Linked DNA regions of Homo sapiens: region 2 is linked to region 1. The links are chromatin loops, found by intact Hi-C in ENCODE. Cell type or tissue: PC-3. All regions are shown on one strand. Links, peaks and the distances in the headings refer to the core of each region. The heading gives the core; the rest is flanking DNA.

Evidence for each region. Hi-C counts contacts between places; a loop is a spot of excess contacts. Peaks named below come from ENCODE experiments on the same cell type or tissue, not always from the same donor. Only the 100,000 strongest peaks of a DNase experiment are listed, where the experiment ranks them.
Region 2: a loop joins it to region 1, with 5 times the contacts of the local background. A loop is called at or near these places in 13 of 110 quality-filtered maps.

What each region holds. Positions count from the first base shown.
Region 1 is chr14:52,324,083-52,332,376 of GRCh38, reverse strand. PTGER2 (prostaglandin E receptor 2) reads right to left here. Exons shown (of 2, transcript NM_000956.4): 2 at 3,779-5,156. The coding sequence ends at 4,923. Among named protein-coding and RNA genes, the nearest start is that of PTGER2, 14 kb to the right of the region's middle. RefSeq lists enhancers at 6,845-6,994, 7,135-7,184, 7,205-7,254. In PC-3, for the core only: no CTCF peak of the experiment used is centred there; DNase peaks (open chromatin) are centred at 3,926 and 4,636; H3K4me3 peaks cover 775 bases; H3K27ac peaks cover 2,635 bases.
Region 2 is chr14:52,409,254-52,417,598 of GRCh38, reverse strand. No RefSeq gene overlaps it. Among named protein-coding and RNA genes, the nearest start is that of PTGER2, 99 kb to the right of the region's middle. In PC-3, for the core only: no CTCF peak of the experiment used is centred there; a DNase peak (open chromatin) is centred at 3,348; H3K4me3 peaks cover 366 bases; H3K27ac peaks cover 735 bases.

The DNA.
Region 1 (8,294 bases), core at 295-8,294:
ATGAGGACATTTATTTTTAAAAACATAAAAAGTTAACATTGGGTTTTCAAAACTCTAGGGCTTTTTGGCTTGTTCTCTGAACACTTCACAATGTGGACACACTGAGAAGCTCTGTAAGAGCTGAAAAAGTCTCCACTATGTCTTCAAAGGTTTGCTTGTGCTGCTGTTGAATTGTTAAACATTTTATTTATCATGATCTATCAGGCACACTCTTAGGACTGAGATGAGTATTGCCAATTAACTCTAGTAAAAATGTTGTTTGATAACTAAAAGCAGTGAGTTCCACTTCAAGAGAACTGTTCTCTGGGGTAGGGCACTGGCATCTAGTTGCACATAATCTCAGGGGCAAAATTATTAACCCAAAAGACCAGGTTCAACTGACAAGCCCAAAGCTCCCTATCCCTAGTGTACACAGCCAATCCAAAAGCAAGAGATAAGAGACAAGAGAGAAATGATGGCTGTGTGGTTTCAGGGCGGCAAGATCAGCACCATAATCATAAGGGTATCTTATGAGGATGTCCCTAGTGACCAACTCACTTCACCCCTGCACACCCAGTTTTCCTCTATGTAAACTGGAATGCTGTTGCTTCTTCCATCTGTTGGAGGTTTTAAAGACAGGACCTGGTTTCTAGATAGCTTTGTAATCCCAGGTTGCATTAATAGAAACATAATATCCAGATTAAGCCAGGAACTGATCTATCAGCATTCAGTATTGGTAAGACTGGTTTAGAATTACTGGTGTTTGGTTCTGGCCCACTGTTTTTAGATGGGCACTGATAACTTGGATAAGATCTGGAGGAGGGCACCAAAATGGTGAGGTGTCATATGCCCTGTTGTCTTTCTGTCTCTCTTGTTCCTTTTTTTTTTTTTTTTCTGAGACGGAGTCTCGCTCTGTCACCCAGGCTGGAGTGCAGTGGCGTGATCTCGGCTCACCGCAAGCTCCGCCTCCCAGGTTCACGCCATTCTCCTTCCTCAGCCTCCCGAGTAGCTGGGACTACAGGCGCCCACCACCACACCCGGCTAATTTTTTGTATTTTTAGTAGAGACGGGGTTTCACTGTGTTAGCCAGGATGGTCTCGATCTCCTGGCCTCGTGATCCACCCGCCTCGGCCTCCCAAAGTGCTGGGATTACAGGCGTGAGCCACCGCGCCCGGCCTCCTCTCTCTTTTATACTTACTCATTCCTCTACATTCTCCCATGTGTACCAATCTTCATTGCATTCTATGAAACGCAAATTTGTCCCATTTGTGTATTATCATTTTTCTTGACAGTTACTCAGAGTTAATTAATATATAGCATCACCCCTAGCACCCACCACCGCCATTGAGAATCAGAAATAAGAGCCAGATGTGTGTAAAGAGGTCAGAGGGGCCACTAAATGGGTATCTAAGATGATACTAATCCCTAACCTTATTAGGATTTATCATGTGCCGTGAAATACATGGATCACAGAATTAAACCACTAAAATTGACCTTAAATAATACATACATTTCATAAGAAATAAAAATATATCATTCAAGAGAATATACTTAATTTCTTTTTGTATAGTAACACAAAAGCTGCCAGGAAAAAAAAAGTAATTTTCTGAAATAAGTAATGCCTAATACATGGCCTTGGCCCATGTATAAATTAAAATGTAGCTTTTGTGAATTGCTAAAATAATACTTCTTTCCATAGTGTGTATTTTAGGTCATCAAAACGACTTGTAAATTTAAAAATCAATTATAGTGCTGTTAGGTGATTGAGAGGAAAGCCAGTGGAGTGAGTGTTTGATGAAGGCAGAAGAGAGGCATCAAATATTCAGGTTGTAACAGAGCAAGTAAGAGCAGGCATTGCAAGTCGACATGAATGAAATACTCATTTATAGAGAGGAATGCATCTCTCTCTATAACTGTCTCAAGTAGTGGCTCTTCCCAAGTTCCAAAAACCATTAGATTTGGCTTAAGCTAAGTGAAATAAACAAAACTCTGCCTAAGTGAGAGCTAATTGTCTCCCCTTGCCTTTCAAAGTCATCAAATTCTAAAGTGGAATGTGTTGTTATTTCTTGGTTCAGATCAGAGCTGACCTGCCATTAGCATTAGGACAATCCCTCTCTCAAAGTGCACTGATGCTGAGGAGACAGAGATGCCAAAGTGTAACTGAGTTACATGAGCGTGTAGTGATGTGAATCAGTTTTGCCCTCCCTCCTCAGGGTTCGAGACCTCTGCAAGCATCATGATTTGGAGTTGGAGTGGTTTCTAGAGTTTCGGTCTTGCTCTGGGTTGTCATGGGTCCAACCCACTTTGTGATGCAGGTCTTCTAGAGTCATCTTATACCTTCTAAACAAACTCAGATCCCGATCAGATTTTTGGAGATTCAAGGCCACAATTTAGCACCAGAATTTTTCAGTTCTTTCTTGGAAAAGATGACCAGGGCCACACTGAACCATTTAGGAACAATTCAGCTCAGAGCAGAGAGCTTGGTCCATCTCATATCGAAACACCTAAACTTAGGGCTGGCATGCTGCAGGGAATCCCGACTATGGTTTCTTTCTCCCTTTTCATTCTGACTACTAGGGGCAAAGAATAAAGTCTAGATCTTCTTTTATCACAATTCAGTCTTTAATATATCAGGCTAAGTAAATTCTGTTCTTTTATTTAACTTGATGATGAAACAGTAACTTAAACAGGTATGTCTGATGTGACAGGATTTTTAGAAAGGGAATATTTACATATCTAATTTTAGTAATTTTTTTCTAAGCTACCTTTAAATTGCCATTAATAGGAGGTAATGACTATTACAGAGTATTTTTACTTTCAACTCCTTCTACATATATATTGGTATAAATGAAATACCAGGATTTAGTCGTTCAGCACAGTACATGGAACAGGAGTACATGAGGAAACAGAGTTCTAGAAATATACCAGTGCTTAAATAAGTGGCTTAAATTCTTATACTTTGGGCTCCAGAGCAAATCATTTTGTTCCTGCTAGTGATATTATGTCCAATTTTGTGTTTTTGTTTTCAGTTCTCAGGCATTATTCTGGGATTTTAGGGGGGCAGTAAGGTGGGGTGAAAAATTGTAGTTGACATTTTCATCTGGAGAAAAACAAGTCATCTGATAAAAGTAATTAATCTTCTAGTTCAAAGCAACTTCAGAATTTTATGTTTAGGAATTACCCATGGGCCTAATTAGTCCCATTTAGAATAATTTCTTAACTTTAGAATGCCTGGTGGACAGGGAAGATTTATTTACATGTCTAGATTTTAGTTAAGTTAAATTTTGCCTGGCTTGTTTAAATTTGTAGAAAAGCAAACCACTTATTTATTCTTCTTAAGAGCTGATTTGACGTAGATTGTTTGTATCAAAATACACTGATGCCTAGATTGGTTTGAAATCATTCTAAGTGATCAGCTAGTTTGATAACTGCTTAAAGGAAATAGCTTTGGATAAACAACTCAATGAGACTTTGGAGAAAACAAGCATCTCTTTTTTTTTTTTAAGGAGTGGCTATCCAATAATATCACTATGAAAAAAATAAGATGATTCTACTATTTTAAAGATCATACTGGAAGGGTAAAAACTGGAGGAAAAAAATATCTTCTAATACCAAGTATTATAATGAATATTTTAAACTCTAATTTGCAACCTCACTTTAAAACCTGGCAACCACACTTTACGAATCTGCCAAATTAAATATAATTTTTCCACTTTGAACTCATTTAAAAGATACTATGTTTATATTAATCACAAAATGTTATTTGAGGGAGTTCATAAAATACTACTCCATTTTCAAATTTTTGTTTTATAGTTTATTTTTGTAACATTTCAGATGAGTTTACACAGTAACTATGATTAAACAGTGCAAATTCACTGAAATATTTTGATGCTGAGTTTACATTTACATGCCAAACATTTAGAAATATATTAAGATATGACTCACTGCTACATGGTTTCCCATATAAGATGAGTCAAACCATGTTCCCTAAATAAAATATAGACAGATGAATTTTGGTACAACACAGTCATCTTATAAAATCTATTTTACTCATGGCCCCAATATCAACTTTAAAAGGGTTCCAGTATATCTGAAGAATGAACCAGATTTTTCAGTTTTTAAGCCTAATATTTGGCTTCATACATGGCCACGTACATCCTCCCCCAGAAATAGGATAAATAAAGAGTATTAATGAGAATTAACTGCCTTGAGACATTTCTATTATTTCTTGTTGAGAGAACCATTCCTAAAGTCTTCTTGATCACTATTAGCATATGGACATTATAAAATAAATAACCTGACAACTTGACCTGCAGTTCCTGGAGGATGAGTAAACAAAACTGATGTTAACCCACTGAGTCCACTCTTGTAAGAGTAATACTGTAGTGATGAGAGTACTCCCACATACACAAACATCACAGTAAAAGGTGCCTATGATTTTCAACTTCATTGTTCAAATAAAGGGTTCGCTAAGTGATCACAAGACAGCAGGCTTGGTTGCTTCCACATATTGACTTCCTAGAGATTACATATGAAGTTTAATCTGGTCTGGCTGTACACTATATGTGTATAACGGTAGTAGCAAGATTAAAATAGAAAGTACAGTCACTGTTTGGGGTTTCAAACAAATTACAAAACCACATACTTTGTCATTCAACAGGAAAGCTTAAATCAATAGGCAGCTGGATCTTCAATGCAGCCGATTGTTCCTCCAAAGGCCAAGTACCATGCTCACTGAGGGTAGGTTTTGTAGCTCCTTCTGACACTTTACATGAAGTGCCTTGTCAGCACATCTGTAGCCTTGACCACAGCTTAAATGTTTGTATACTCCTTTTTATTAGGGCAGCTTCATTTTGTTTACACACTGTTTTCATTTCTCCAAGGAACAATTTCAAAATGATCTTCCAGATGCTATATAACTAAGAACTTTTAAACTACTGACCTCAAAGGTCAGCCTGTTTACTGGCATCTGACTGTGTAGAACAGGAAGTTTGTGTTGCATCTTGTGTTCTTAATGAAATCCGACAACAGAGGACTGAACGCATTAGTCTCAGAACAGGAGGCCTAAGGATGGCAAAGACCCAAGGGTCAATTATTGAATTAATTGATAAAAACCTAAGAGCTTGGAGGTCCCATTTTTCCTTTCGGGAAGAGGTTTCATTCATATATGCAAAAATCTGTAAGAAGCAAAGGGGAAAAATGATGTTAGTTTTACATCGTAGCAGTAGACAGGCTTAGACCCTATGTTATGTCTTGAGATTTAAAAGCAAAACCATGTTTTGTCTGTGGTAGTGGTGGGGAACGAAAGGTGGGGGTTGGGAATCTTACCTTTCTTCCTTATGTAAACTGTAACATAATGAATGTATTTTTTCCCCTTGAACTCAATGAAAGCATGTTTTCTGTGGAATGCAATTAACATTAACACCATGCACAATGTCTTGGTGTCATTGGGAGTGGAGAGAAATAAACTTTTCTTGTCATCTAGAATAGAATCTTTTAACAATATAAATAATAATGATAATATTAGTAGCTCCAGTGTATCAATAACCTAATATATGTGTCATGAATTGTTCTGGGTACTAACCCCGCTTTATCTCTACTCCTTATAGAAACTCTGAAACTTAGAGATTGTCTCTTTTTAACAGATAGGGAAGTGAACTTCAGGAAAACTAATAACATGTTACATTTACTTCCAAATACTAAATCTAATGATCACAATTCAGCGAGACAGGGTCTGCAATGGAACACCCTGAGTGGGAGTATGAGTTCTGGCCATTGGACTGGGTTTGAATCCTACCTCTGTATATAGTTTGAGATCAATGGCAAGATATTAATAATGAACCTTTGTGCCTCAGTTTTGACATCTTTAAAATGGGTGATAATAATAACATACCCACTTCATAGAGTTGCTGAAAGGATGATAGGAAGTGATATGTGTAAGCTACTTAGATCAGTGCTCACATCCTAAGTGCTCCACAGTGTTCATTGTTATTATATCCATTTTACAAATGCAGACACTGGGGTATAGAAAATTAGATAATTTGCTCAAGTACCCAGAGCTGGTTAGTGGCCAAATCAGGATGCAAATTCCAACTCTCCTGATGCCAGTGCAGTGCTCACTGTGTGCTACGTGCAGGCCTGTATTAGAGCAAAGGCCTCAGAACAATGTCCTGAACACTGGAAAGCTGACACATCTTTACATATGGACCAAACTGCTCTACCAGCCCTCAAACGATTTCTTAGTTATTTAGGGAGCAACATAAATGTTTGGGCAGGTTGGAAGGAATGGAATAATGCATCTTGATAAAGATCACACTTCTACAAAATTCACAGAAAAGAGGAAAACAAAGGTAGATCACACCTAGTCATTTAAAACCAGTGCTTTATAAGGCTCCAGGGTCTTTCTTACCAATGGCTTTAGACACCTAGCCCCTCTTTTCTTCACTCGCCTTCTGCAGAAGAAGGAGCAGCTTGTTTCCCTTCTCTGAGTACTTACTCTGCAGGCATCTGGCAACTGGATATACAAAGCAAATTGCAGAGAGCGCAAAGGGTAGTCATCTTCAGTTTGCTTATGTTGGGACAAGAGCAGGAAGGTTTGGCAGCCATAGGTGTTTATGCCGGAGAATCTTGGCATAGGGAATGGAGAAAAGATTTGGCAGATGAGTAAGGAAAAAGAAGAATTGATGGTGGGTTTCCCAGAGAGTAGAGGAAAGCTAGGTGAGGAGGTGCAATGGAGCAATAGCTTTCTTGTCAGTTAAACTATTTTGGATGAAAACTACACAGGCTGGTGTGTTAAAAGAGTGATTTGGAGGTAAGAAATTCAGGATAATGATGCACATAGGTCTACAGATTAAAACACATATTAGTGATTACATATGCACACACACGTGTGCACATGATGCATAACTGAGCACTCCTGTAGAAAGGGCCTGCAGCTGAGTTGATGATCTAGTTTAACCAGAGAACATATTCACACTGAATTGGCCAGCCAAGAAGTGCAGAAAAGGCATAGCCTCTGGTGTTGCAGCTTCACACATTAAGATGAGTCAGGTTTTCAGGGGAGAATAACCCACATCAGAGTTCCTGAATGTCTTTAGAGCGTGACAGAATAATGAGAAGTGAAAATTGGTTGTAGAGGATGAAGCAATTCTGTACTGTTTCCTTTCCTTTATCATCTACTATGCTGGGTAATTTTGAGAATTGCTTAAAATTTGCACTTTGGAGGTGACCAATATTTTGTAGAAGACGGCTTTTTTTTTGAGATGGAGTCTCACTCTGTCGCCCAGGATAGAGTGCAGTGGCGTGATCTCCACTCACTGCAACCTCTGCCTCCTGCGTTCAAGTGATTCTCCTGCTGCAGCCTCCTGAGTAGCTGGGATTACAGGCACCCGCCACCACGCCTGGCTAATTTTTGTATTTTTAGTAGAGATGGGGTTTCACCATGTTGGACAGGCTGGTCTTGAACTCCTGACCTCAAGTGATCTGCCTGCCTTGGCCTCCCGAAGTGCTGGGATTACAGGTGTGAGCCACTGCGCCCAGCCAGTTCCTTCTTTTATACTTGGAGAAGAGACATACTTCAGTGACCCTCGAAATTCTTGATGTAAGTTTTGTCTTCTACCTCCCCATTTTTTTCTTTTGGTTCTTGTCTTTTGCCTAGATTACTATATTTTTGATCTTATGGATACTGGGATTTTAAAAAATTGTGGTAAAATAAATATAACATAAAATTTACCATTTTGCCATTTTCAGCTATACATTAAATACATTTACATTGTGGGGCAATCATATTGTTTATATTTTCACTTTTCTGCATATTATGCTTTGACATCTTAAATTCTTCTTGGCTGGGAGAGAATGCCCCTCCGGGGCTAGCTAATTTGTAGAGATAGCAAAGAGTTAGGCTGGGAGCATGTCTTTGATATACAGACTAACCTATCCAGGGCCAGAACTCTTCTATCAAGGAAATATTTATTCCTCTGCTTTTATCATTCCAATGCCAGGTACCAGGCAACTAGGGACCACCCCTATAGCTTAGAGCCTGCTGAAATTATTCAACCTAACCAATCCTAAACTGTTTACCCTGCTCTGCCTTTCTTGTGGAAACTCCAATAAAGGCTTGGCCCAGGTCCTCCCCACCCTCCTGCCTCTCTGCCTCCTGACTGAAACCGATGCTTTTTCATGTGGCCCTGAGTGGTCCACCATGTCTGTGTTTTCCTGAACATCTCCTGTGTCTCTTCTTGTGGATGCACTTGACTGCATCCACGTAAAAGAACAAAGAACAGCAACCATCACTACCATCTCCAGAATTATTTTCA
Region 2 (8,345 bases), core at 338-8,337, 85 kb before region 1:
ATGTTTCCATTTTTATATTACTAATGATGAAACTAAGGCTCAGAGAGGTAAAGGAGCTTGCCTAAGATGCTCTGAAAATATGTGGGAGAAACCACCAAACCATTATTATAATAAATGATCATAAATGATAAAATAAAGAAAAACCCATAAGAGAGGAAAATAAACGCCAGGACACTGTGAAAGGCCTGGCAAATGCAACCTACAATCCATTTTGTGATATTGATGAACTATAACATCGATTTACCCTGTTTTTGTCACCAAAGGAAGCCACTGAGCCATGGTTATGAGATTTCTTCTTGGACATTTGAAAGTGAGATTTTCCAAATTCTTATTTTTCAGAAGTTGATGAATTTCAGCCCTAGGCAGGATTTTTATAAAACAAATTTAAGGGAGAATATATTTTAGATAATTTATTTGTGCTGCCATTTATCACCTGTTGGTTGAAGACTGGTGTTTTAGGTGATGCTGTTATAAGTAGTACTGCAAACACTTTCTGCTTTTAAGTGTGTACAGGTCTCAGAATCTGAATTACATGGTATAGTGCTTTTGTAAAGTGTATGTTTTCAATGGTATAAAGGACTTTTAAAGTTTATTTTGATATTTTAAATCATCAATCACCTGTATATAGAATTTGTTGTTTTTCACCTTTTCTACGTTGTTACAAATGTATCCCAGTCACTCGGCCATAGTTGTCTAGGTTTTCACAAAGGTGTTTCTTTTCTCCATGTCTTTTCCAAAAGACTTTCCAAGCTCTAGGATTCAAGGCAGACCTCTCATACCTCTTACATCTTACTTAAATCTGATTTGGGCTTCAGGGAAAACACTGAAGACACAACCAGTACCTGAAACATTTTTAGTCTTAGTGTTTTGATTTATCCTTGGTCACTTCCCCTAGCCTATGAAGGGAATTTCTGATTGAGTTCTGCATCTCTGATTTTTAAAATTTTGATCATAATTCATTTTTCCTGAGAAAGCATTTTTATATTTTAGGAGTATAAACCCAAGAATTCACAAAGGTATTTTTTCTTATAGGAATGCATGAGATGATTTGCCTTTCTAAAAGTAAATGTAAAACCTATAAACTATGTGATTATACTTTCCCAAGTTTCTAGGAATCAACCCAAGTGCAATTATTATAAACATGTAAGAAATCATGTCTACCATTGAAAATATAAAATTTAAAAATATATATTTGTTCATAACAGAACCTATAATCAGCAACTTCTTTGTTTTCCTTGTCTTACTGTTCCTTCTTGTAATTGTTGACAGACACGCATTTTAAAAAGAATGAAAGTTCAGTATTTGTGGGAAAGAATTTCAGAGTTATTTCTAGTAATTCCCTTGCTCCCTTAATGAGCCGGTATGAGATTTTTTTTAATGTGTAGAAGACTTTATTTTGTTAACACTTGCTCTAATCTAGCTTCATAAAGTGGAAGTTTTCTCTCTCCACTGATGCTATGGGAAATCTGAGAATTCAGGCCCTATCCATTGCTGTTGGTCCATCCCCCTGAAAATGATCTTTAGCTTTTGGTCTGCTAGAGAAAAATAATGATTTTTATGGCTCCAAAGTGTCCTTTTAAAATAGAGATTTTTTTGATATCTTTCAACTCACCTTTTATGTTTTCTGATAATAATAAAATAATCCTCTGAGTAAATGCCCTTTTATACAGATGTGTGACAAGTAGTTGAATGGACAGAACTTCTAGTTGAATAAATAATTTTGTACTTTTTTAAAATTAAGAATTACTTTTTTTTTTTTGAGACAGAGTCTGGCTCTGTGCCCAGGCTGGAGTGCAATGGTGCTATCTTGGCTCACTGCAACCTTGACCTCCCAGGTTCAAGCGATTCTCCTGCCTCAGCCTCCCGAGGAGCTGGGACTACAGGCACACGCCACCATGCCCAGCTAATTTTTTTTTTTTTTTTTGTATTTTTGGTAGAGACGGGGTTTCACCATTTTGGCTAGGATGGTTACTATCTCTTGACCTCATGATCCACCTGCCTCAGCCTCCCAAAGTGCATTACAGGCATGAGCCACTGCGCCTGGCCCAAGAATTACTTTTTAAATGAAAATCCACAGATTCTTGTTTTATATTTTTGGATTTTCAGATCTTGATATCTTTTCAAGAAAGGCATAGTCTTGATAAATAATATTCAAAAATATATTAACATAAATACTATGTATGTTCCTGTAATTTCAGAGCTTCACTATGTATGCCCATATATGTATATGTGTATATATGTGTGCCTGTGTGTGCGTGTGTTTCTGGTACAAATTGATTTAATAAACTATTTGAAGAAAAAACTATCCCTGATTACCTAAGTCAGATTTTATCATATGAAATTTAGCACATTGTGTAGTTTGTTCTATTCCGTGTGTTTCTGAATTGTTTTAGTTGTCATTAGTGCTCTCTGATAGTTACCAAAAAAAATAGTTGTAAATATTTGTAACATCAGGAATCTTGTTTCACCTTTGGTTTAATAGTCTAAAATTCTTTGATCCTGAATACAAAGAGAAGTCCCAGAACATTTAGGAAGGTTGATGGAAGGGTAATTGGAACCCAGGACTACATTCTATCTACACATGCACCTAGTAAGCTAGAGGCTGACTGCTGAAACTGCAGGTAGAGGTGGCTCTGTTAGAGGACCTGTGCTTGCTTATGCAGAGCTCCACTCCACAAATATCCTATATCTAAGGAGGGATTTTTTTACTTGGGGTCTGTAATACACATAGGTAAAGTGGAGTGTACATGAACATGTATGCATTCTTCTGGGGGTTAGACCCATTTTTCTTTTTTTTTTTCGGTGGTAGGGGGGGATTGGAGGGGGACGGAGTCTAGCTCTGTCACCCAGGCTGGAGTGCAATGGCATGATCTTGGCTCAGTGGAACCTCTGCCTCCCAGGTTCAAATGATTCTCCTGCCTCAGCCTCACCAGCAGCTGGGATTACAGGCGCCCACCACCCCACCCCGCTATTTTTTTGTATTTTTAGTAGAGATGGGGGTTTCACCATGTTGGCCACGCTGATCTTGAACTCCTGACCTCAAGTGATCTGCCCGCCTTGGCCTCCCAAGCGCCCGGCCCTAGACCCATAGCTTTCTTTAGGTTGTCAAAGAGTTTCATGACTGCAAAAAAGGCAGAAAAACTATTAAAGCTAACAAGATGACTGTATCCAATTAACTATTTATTTCAGTTTTTCTAAATATCGCTTAATAGCCTGAAACATAAATTTATCATGATTCTCTTCTCTGCTTCTTAAAACCCAGATGCCAGTCAACAAATTAAAGAAACTTTATTGACATGAATGGTACAGGCATATGACTAAAGCAGAGAAAGTACAATACGGTTTCATTTTATGAGAGTGACGTGTTCCTGAAGACTTGGCAATATTCAAAACTTGCATATTTCATGTTTAATTGCTCCCATAGAACTGACAAAGATGTTTACTAGCAAAACTGGCCAAGACATACGCCAATAGCATAAACACAGTTGTTAATTCCCTCATCCCTCCTCCAACTTAAAATCATAATTCTTCAAGATAAAAAAATTGTATTTACATCATTTCTAGTTTTGTGCTGAAAGTGAAACTTTATTGATATTTTTAGTTCAGCCTTTTTAAGTGAATTAAAGTTTTCCACAGAACACTGAGTCAAAATGAAAATTAAACACACACGTACACACGCTACTGGGTATATATCCAAAGGAGATGAAATCACTATGGTGAAGAGATATCTGTACTCCCATATTTATTTTAGCCCTATTCACACTATGCAAGATACAGAATCAATCTAAATGCCCAGCAATGAATAAACGGAGAAAGAAAAAAATATGGTAAATATACACAATGGAATACTGTTCAGCCATAAAAATAGGATGAAATCCTGACATTTGTGACATGGATGAACCTGGAGGACATTATGTTAAATGAAATAAGCCCAGCTGGGCGCAGCGGCTCACACCTGTAATCTCAGCACTTTGGGAAGCTGAAGCGGATGGATCACTTGAGGTCAGGAGTTCGTGACCACCCTGGCCAACGCAGTGAAACCCTGCCTCTACTAAAAATACAAAAATTAGCCGGGTATGGTGGTATGCATCTATAATCCCAGCTACCCGTGAGGCTGAGGCACGAGAATCGCTTGAACCTGGGAGGCAGAGGTTGCAGTAAGCCGAGATCGCGCCACTGCACTCCAGACTGGGCAACAGAGTGAGACTTTGTCTCAAAAATAAGTAAATAGATAAAAAAAGCCAGGTCTAGAAACTCAAATATTGCTTGGTCTCATTCACATGTGGGAGCTAAACAAGCTGATTTCATAGAAGTAGAGAGTATAGTGGTAGTTACCAGAGACTAGGGTGGCTAGAGGGGTAGGGTATAGGAAGATGCTGGTCAAAGGATACATAATTACAGTTAGATAGGAGGAGTAAATTTCAAGATATCTATTGTATAGCAAGGTGACTATAGTTGATGGTATATTGTATTATTGAAAAATGTAAACAGTGGAAGTTATGTGCTCTCATTACAAAAATGACAGCTATGTGAGTTAATGTATTTTTAAACTAGCTAGAGTTGTTAACCATTCTACAATGTATATATACTTCAAAACATCATGTATACAATAAAAACATACAATGTCATCTGTCAATTTTTTAAAATGGCTGCCCTGATCCAACACATGAGGCCAAAATAAGAGTGGTACCAGCATAGTAATGTGTGTAGTTCAGCTTGGGAGTGGGTTTAGAGGGGCCCGTTCTGAGACTTGGGCTGTGTAGTGTAAAAGTACACAACTTACATTCCAAAAACTTTCTGAGTGATTAAATAATGCATGAGTGAACCATACTGTATTGGTTATTCAGCCACTCCTTTCTGAATCTTTTTTTTTTTTTAGGTTAAAGAGCTAATAGTCTTTTGAAAAAGAAGTATGAGCTCAGCTTTCAAAAGGCAAAAATTTTATTTTCATCATTTACATCCCTGGTAACAAGAACCAGCTGCTAGGAAACAGGTCCCAGTTATGTATGAAACTCCAATCTGCTAGAGTTTCAACCTCAATTTATCAACCTCAAATATTAATAGATCTTTAATGAAAAGCTTTTCGTTTCTGGCAGAACTTTGGTGATGAATTTCTACTCTAGGATTCATTTTTGAGATAAGCCAAATTCACTAAAATTAGGCCTTCTTTACTCTGCTTGTGGCCCTTGCTCGACCTGTAGTTTTGGACATTAATCATTTCAAAGTAGCATCTTTTGATCACATTGGCACTACAAGATGCTTTTTTCATCTCTGGTCAGCAATTTTTTGAGCCTTTCTTATTTCTACATGAGCCAGGAAACTCAGCCCAAGCTGGGTTCAGCTACTATGTTAGCTAATTCTATGTGCCAACTTCTCTAGGTTATTGTGCCTAGTTGTTTGATCAAACACCAGTCTAGATGTTGCTGTGAAGGTATTTTTTTAGATGTAACTAACATTTAAATCAGCAGACACTAAGTAAAGCAGATTAACCACTATGGTGTGAGTGGGTCTCATATAGTTAAAGGCCTTAAGAGAAAAGACTGAGGTCTCAAGGAAGAAGTTCTGACTCCAGTCTGGCTTGGGACTCAGGAAGGCATCAATTCCTGATGGAATGTCTAACAGATTTCAGACTGCCAGCCCCACAATCACATGAGCCAATTCTTTAAAAATATCTTTTTTTTTTTTTTTTTTTTTTGAGACGGAGTCTCTCACTGTGACCGGGGCTGGAGTGCAACGGCGCGATGTCGACTCACTGCAATCTCCGCCTCCTGGGTTCACGCGATTCTGCTGCCTCAGCCTCCTGAGTAGCTGGGATTACAGATGCACACCACCACACCTGGCTAATTTTTTTTTTTTTTTTTTGAGATGGAGTCTTGCTCTGTTGCCAGGCTGGAGTGCAATGGCGTGATCTTGGCTCACTGCAACCTCCACCTCCTGGGTTCAAGCGATTCCCCTGCCTCAGCCTCCCAAGTAGCTGGGACTACAGGCACGTGCCACCATGCCCGGCTAATTTTTTGTATTTTAGTAGAGACGGGGTTTCACCATGTTGGCCAGGATGGTCTTGATTTCCTGACCTTGTGATCTGCCCACCACAGCCTCCCAAAGTGCTGGGATTACAGGTGTGAGCCACCGTGCCCGGACAAAATAGTCTTTATTTTATATATATAAATATTATATGTAAGTATATTCATATATAAAGATATTTAAGGGATATATATATTTATTTAAGGAGTGAATACACACACACAAATTATACTGGTTCTGTTTCTCTGAAGAATCTGATACAACTCAGATGAGCCTTATTAGTGGAGTGGGATTATTCATGCCCGCTGGGAGCAAATTAGATCAATGATTCTAAAACAATGGGCCTATGGAAGTGCATCAGGCACTGCTAATGGGGAGAAGGAAGGTGCTGACAGCTGGTACTCTGTTCCCCCTTCCTGAGCTTCAACCAGAGTGACTTGACTTCTGTTTATTTCATATATTGGAGGGTGGTATGAATGGTACTTAAAAAAATTCCAGTGCTAAAAATAAAACTTACAGATTTATGGTTAAGATAGACCAATATCTCAAAGTTTAAGTATGTATGGTGTCTGCATGAAATTTTTTACAAAATAATTTTTCATTGATGATGAGGTCATATCTCAAAATGGTCCAAATATATATTTTGTAGTCAATAAGATATTCCTATGATAAGGATTTTTTCAGGACATATTCCATCCCAGTAGCTTGATGTTACCCAGCTCTATAGTTTTATAAATATGTAGGAAAATACAATTTACTTTGTTTCCCAAATGTAAGTCCATCTTCTGAAGTGGCCTTTAATTATGGCAGTAATCTCTAAAATCATAAAAGGCAGGGAAATGTGTATTTGATGTCATGTTCCTGATTTGTTTTTATAAGATTCATGAAAAGACTAAACCAAGGTGTGGACACAGGATCGGGGACTAGATGGATCCTCTTTTGGCTGTTATAGCAGGAACTATAACAGGAAGGGACTATGACAGGAACTATAGCAGGAAGAAAGAAAAACGTGCCTTGGAATTCATAAAATTCTGAAGTAATGGTGACAGGTGTGAAGTGGAATAAAAGCCTGGGGTGTTGTGGGCTGAGGTATTGATAGCATTGGGGTAGCTGAATTCAGTACTGGGCCTAAAGGAATTTGATCTATCAGCTAGAACTAGCAGTTTCTGTGTCAGAATCTTCATCACCATTTAGAGGCACTGTTTGGTTAGAATTAATATGAGAGATTGCATGCTGTAATGGAAATGGCCTTCCAGAAATGGCTGATAAGCTGGGCCCCTACCGTCCAATATTGCCTGGCTCAGGAGACCGTGAAGTTTTGAATATTTCTCTGAGCTAAAGGTCACCGGGTTGGCTTTGCTATAGATGGGGATGGGGATTTGGTGGACAAATAGGGACCTGAGCAGAGGCTTCAGATGCAAATCTGACCATGTCACTCTTCAAAATTTCCCCTCCCACTACAAGATAGTCTAGGCCAGTGTTCTTCAAACCATAGTGTGCACGAAAATCACCTTTGAAAACATCAATTGCTGGACCCTACCACCAGAGTTTCTGATCAGTAGGTCCAGGATAAGGCATAAGAATGTACATGTCCAAGTTCCCAGGTGATGTTGATACTGTTGGTCCATGGACCACACTTTTAGGACTACCAGTCTAGGCACTTTACCATCACACAAATGGATCTTTTCTGTTCATTTCATGCCAACTTCTTTATTCTATATTTCCCACCTCCTGTCCTGTATATTATGATTCAGCAATGTGGAACTACTTATAGTGCACTTGCAGCCACTATGCTGTTTCTTGCCACCCTGCCTATTCCGTTTATTTTACTAATTCCTATGTAACTTTAAAGACTTGGTTTGCATTGTTGCCCAGTACTCTCTTGTTTAATTGTCTCATTTCCCACTCCTCATCTGGGTCAGTTAGCCCTCCTGTAATACCCAGAGACTGCTCCGAACATATTTCTACATTGCACTTATGACGATGCACTGGAGTGATCTGTTTATGTGGCTATTTCTTCTATGACACTGTGAATTCCTTGACACCAGGAGCACGTCTTACTTTTTGTATGCACAATACATTCACACTGGAGGTGCTTGCAAAATTGGGAGACGGGGGTAGAGGGGAGCAGGAGAGAGGAGGAGAGTGAACCTTGTGCCCCTGATTACTGAGGCCATCTCTCTGATATACAGGGAATGTGTGGCTCTGGCTTAGAGTAGAGCTTCAGGTAGCCATCTGTCATTAAAAGAATTCTTTTAATTCTATCTATTCAAGATCTTGTACAATCTACAGAATTTCAGAGCAAATCAAAACACACTAGG